Regions from separate parts of the Homo sapiens genome. Here region 2 is linked to region 1. A link is an interaction called in ENCODE POLR2A ChIA-PET data of the cell type or tissue named here. Cell type or tissue: PC-9. All regions are shown on one strand.

The links. Peaks named below come from ENCODE experiments on the same cell type or tissue, not always from the same donor. Only the 100,000 strongest peaks of a DNase experiment are listed, where the experiment ranks them.
Region 2: POLR2A ChIA-PET joins it to region 1 with 20 read pairs; 2 of 35 experiments call an interaction of 5 or more read pairs at or near these places.

Annotation. Positions count from the first base shown.
Region 1 is chr2:44,581,403-44,583,902 of GRCh38, forward strand. The region is part of intron 3 of CAMKMT (calmodulin-lysine N-methyltransferase); the gene reads left to right. Among named protein-coding and RNA genes, the nearest start is that of CAMKMT, 220 kb to the left of the region's middle. In PC-9, no CTCF peak of the experiment used is centred here; a DNase peak (open chromatin) is centred at 1,179; H3K4me3 peaks cover 298 bases; H3K27ac peaks cover 1,807 bases.
Region 2 is chr2:44,707,428-44,709,927 of GRCh38, forward strand. CAMKMT (calmodulin-lysine N-methyltransferase) reads left to right here. Exons shown (of 11, transcript NM_024766.5): 6 at 1-35. Among named protein-coding and RNA genes, the nearest start is that of LINC01833, 230 kb to the right of the region's middle. In PC-9, no CTCF peak of the experiment used is centred here; DNase peaks (open chromatin) are centred at 1,074 and 1,384; H3K4me3 peaks cover 564 bases; H3K27ac peaks cover 981 bases.

The DNA of each region.
Region 1 (2,500 bases):
TTTCTTCTGAATACAAGTCAAGTTTGTTATATTCTACTGCTCTGTCTTATTAGGTTATCCAGGCTGACCATTAAATATGTGTATACTGACAGATCTAAGGTTTCATCCAACTGGATTAAAAAATAAAGACCTCAATGTTACTTAAATAAATTATTGCATTGGGTAATTTTTGAGACTATTTGAGCTATTAAATAATTATAACATTCCAAAGCCCAAGGTCTAACATGGGATTACTTTTATAGACAAAATCATTTTATATAAAGAGCACTGTAAATTTTATAGCTGGTGGCTGTTTTTAAAAAATCTAGATGGTTTTTGCCGGGCGTGGTGGCTCACGCCTGTAATCCCAGCACTTTGGGAGGCTGAGGCGGGTGGATCACAAAGTCAGGAGTTCGAGACCAGCCTGGCCAATATGGTGAAACCCCATCTCTACTAAAAGTACACATATTAGCCAGGCGTGGTGCCGCGCGCCTGTAGTCCCAGCTATTTGGGAGGCTGAGGCAGATGAATCGCTTGAACCATGGAGGCAGAGGTTGCAGTGAGCCAAGATCGTGCCGCTGCACTCCAGGCTGGGCAACAAAGCGAGACTCCGTCTCAAAAACAAAAACAAAAACTAGATGGTTTTAACAGAATGTTTTGTTTATATGAAAAAATTCTCAAACGTTATTTATGTTACCATGTCCTATTTTCCTTGTACTTTAGGATCATTCTATCCATCGTAGGTAAGTACAGGATGGCATCACATCCTAATACCTAAACCGGGCCTTTCTGAAACTACATGGAAGAACAGAAAGAATGTCTTTAGTCTATTTTGACATTTAGATTGCTTCACAAATACATATATGTGAACTTGACAGTGTTCACAGTGTCATTTTTGCTCTTTCTCTCTGAAAAGAAAAGAGCATAAAAAGGATGTACCTCACTAACAGTGCAATGCCATAAAAATATTAATGTTTTGGTGCTGATCATTCAAATTCCCAAATAGTAAAATAGATGAAGCGATACTTAAACATAATTCTCCATTTCTAAATGCACTCAGTTGTGCCTGGTAAGCTGTCTCATTCTTTCTGCCAACTTCTGGGCCATTGTTTTATAAAGGTCAGTGGTTACCTGCTCATTGTATTTTAAAGGCACACTCACAGCACATAGTCCAATAAGCAAGTCCAGCAATACCACATTCCTCTTTGGTCTTAAATTCTGCAGCTGTTGAATCATGATTGGGCAATGATTTTTTTTCCTCCTAGTTAACTACTTTATGTTCTTACTTTTAAAAGACTAAGTGACTGATCTCTTACCCAAAATGTTGGAGGAGATAATGGGTGGAGTACATGAAAGTTACATGCAGAGGTGGCTTAGAGTTGAGATATTTAGTAGTTTCCCTCTCTGTGAATACCAGAAAACACAGCTGTTTGAGTACTCCCTTAACATTGCTTACCTAAGCAGGGGAAATAACTAAGAAAGTGACTCCCAGTTTCTAGCATTGTAAGCTTTTCGAGAGAAGCCTAAATTTGTGTGTATATTCCTTTCCTTTATCTTTTGGCTGCTGAAATACATACTATCAGCATAGTATTTCAACAAAAATGATGATCTTTTTTGGAAATTCGAATTGTTCTGATACTCCCCACAAAAAACCCTTAAAATACATATAATACATAATAGTCATTATTTGGGTATTGATCCTATTATACTGTTAGCTCTTCACATCTGACCTATTTTAGTATTTCCTGCATTGCTCACTACTATGCTTTGTGTATAGAAGGAGCTTTATTGATTAAAATGGACTGGATATTCATTCAACAAGTATCTATTGGATGCCTACTAGCTATGAGGCATGGTGGGAGCCATCAGATACAGTAATCAATGAGCAAGACACACACACAGTCCCTGCTCTCAAAGAGCTCATGATGAGAAAGATGTAAGACAGGCATTAAGTGACCAGTTACATAATTTTTAATGCAAGTTTTACCTTAATATTATATGCTTAAATAAAATTCAGGATGTTAGAGGATTCTTCAATAAGAAATCAGATCAAGTTTATGCTTCTCCAGGACAGGGACCTTTAAAAATCAACACTTAAAACTCAATTTTTTGCACTTAAAAATAAAATGAGGCTGAGGACCATGGCTCACCCTATAATCCCAGCACTTTGGGAGGCTGAGACAAGAAGGTTTCTTAAGACCAGGAGTTTGAGACCAGCTTAGGCTGGTCTCATAGGGAGATTCTGTCTCTACAAAAAATAAAAAAATAGCTGGGCATGGTGGCACACGCCTGTAGTCCTAGCTACTTGGGAGGGTGAGGGGGAAGGATGGCTTGAGCCCAGAAGTTCAAGGCTGCAGTGAGCTATGTTTGAGCCACAGCACCGCATCCTGGGCAACAGATCAAGACCCTGTCTCTGAAAAGAAGAAAGAAAGAAAAAAGAAGGAAGGAAGGAGACAAAAAATAAAATGCACACATTGCAAGTGTACATTTCAATGAATTTAGACAAGTGTATACAAATATC
Region 2 (2,500 bases), 130 kb after region 1:
TCTGTTAACTGATGGGAATGAAAAGGCCATCAGAAGTATCCTTATTCAGATAGAAAACGGGTTTGTTGTGCTCATTCCTTTTTCCTGGCTGAGTAACAATTGATATAAAGAAAGACAGCATGGGGTATTAAAAGAGAGTTTCCCCCCTACATACATGATAAGTAATTAAGAAAAAGTAGAAATATATGAATTCCTTGCATACAACTCCGTAGGTTTTTTTCTTTCCATAGATTTTTATAGACATCTCTCATGAAAGGAGCCTATTTTTGTGGACCTCCCGAGGCAATAAGAAAATTTGTTTCATAATAATTTTCAAGCATTCTTGTTCTTTTATTTCCATTGGAATTTGCCAGTGTAAAACAAATTATTTGGTATTTATTGTATTTGGATATTGCTGGCAAATATTAACTTCCAGCTTCATGTTTGTTATTACATTTATACACTTGATATTGTATGTACTGTATAATATTGTGCCTGGTCTAATTGCTGAGGGTACCTATATCCCCCACTGGAACAGCTGTCAGTTCTTCATTATTTCCTTTTATTTAGGATTTTATTTAGGATTATACAAGCTATCTCTATTTTTCTGCTATGCTATTGCAGTTCAAACTCCATTAGATTATGCTTTACTAATATGTACACAGAGTTCATGAAAATTGAACTGTACTTTAACTAAGAAAGCAAGCATAAATGTAGCTACTTTAGCAGTCGAGCTGATTTGTTCAGGGGCAGTTAACAGCTGTTAGAAACTGAGAGGAAAAGTGGCAGATATGTTTGCTTTGGATTTTTTTTTTTTTTTTTTTTTTTTTGGTGTGCCTTACATTTACATTATGAGGGAGACAATCTACTTATTTGAATTTTAAGCTCCTAAACTGCCAAAGCAGTTTTGATTTCTGTGGCATCTTACATACAATCTATTTCTGATTTTCTTTTTCGACTTCTGCCATATGATTTTTTCAAAATATGCAGCAGCTTCATCAAGCTGCTCAAACAGGAGAAAGGAGGAACGAGAAGCACAGTAGCTAATATTGTTCAGTAACACTTGTATGCTCTACAGAGCCCCACCCAGCTAATTGCCTGACAGACTTAAAAAAAATTCAGGAAGGAAAAACAGCCAATCACAATCTTGGCCTTTCACACAAGGGAAGGAGATCACAAAAGGTGCTTCCTTTTTTTAAATGCAGGATTTTAATCACGTTCTTGAGACTGTCTCAAGTTTTTCAAAATATTCCTGAAGATGAGCAGATGTTTTTTCATTCACTCTGCTTTATTCTGAGTTATTTCGTGCATGTATCCATGTATCATTTCACTGTGCTCCTCCTCCTTATGTCAGGGAATACAGAGCAAGAGGAAGCTCAGGTATGCCAGCTCAGCCCCAGAGAATTTTTAGAGGGTGGGGGGAGCAGGATTATTGGACAAGAGAAGATTATTTTAGCCACAGAAACTTTCAGCTTGGGCCCGGTAACCTAAGGTTTTTTTCAAGTCAGCAGGTGTCTTATTTAATAGCGTCAGAAACCAATTAGAACTTTTATCAAACTATGGGAAACATCTGTAGTCAGTATGTAAGTCTAATTGTTCTAAAATTATTATTGAGCTAAACTACAGAGCTTCCAAAGAAGGGAAGCAATGCTAATGTCATTAATTAACACACCTTTGCTTTAAACAACAAAGATGCCATGCCAGCTTTTGAAATCAGAGAGGAAATCTCAGATTCTGTATTCATTCTGCCGGCCTTTCAAAGAAATGATTGGTACAGCCCCCTCCCAAGAAAATGGATTTTTAACATTTGGTCCTCAGAAGCTCAGCCCTGAGAGTGCTTTATTGTGCTGGGTTTTACAATGGGTTTAATATAGCGGGGTGCCAAAGGGCAGGAGGGGAAGAACTTTACAAAGTAGATAAAGTAGGTCTTTTCAGGATGCAGACCAAAACTGGTAGTGTGTTTTATTTCATCTCTTAGGACTTTCCTGATGGAGTTCCGTTTTTACCATGCAGTTGTTCTGTGTTTGTATGCCTTTTTCTGTTGTAACCAGATCTAATTTTTTTTAATTAAGAGAAAAAGCATGCATAAAGCCTTAAAATTGGCAATGTGTTTTTCCTGCTTTTAATACTAATGTTATTCTTGATTTGCTAACAGAGCTTACAATTGGCATTCGTTGTCATCTGTTTTACTGACTGAGGTTAATATGAATGATTTTTTTTTCTATTTGCATGCCCACTTTCTGTAAGAATAACTAATTCACTGAATCACATACTATTGATGCATATAGATTGAAACAAACTTATTTAAAAATTACTGTTTACATCTTTCCTTTAAAATTTTAGGAAGTCTAAATTATATAGCAGTTGTAGGATATTATTCAAAAATTACTTTCTAAGAAGTAAAAGTGGATGTCAACAAAAAAAGGGGGAGAAACATTGCCAGAAGCCAGAAAATCTGTTAGTAAAGCTGCTAATTATTCTTAATGGGCAAGATGAGCACATTAAGAAACAAATGAATACA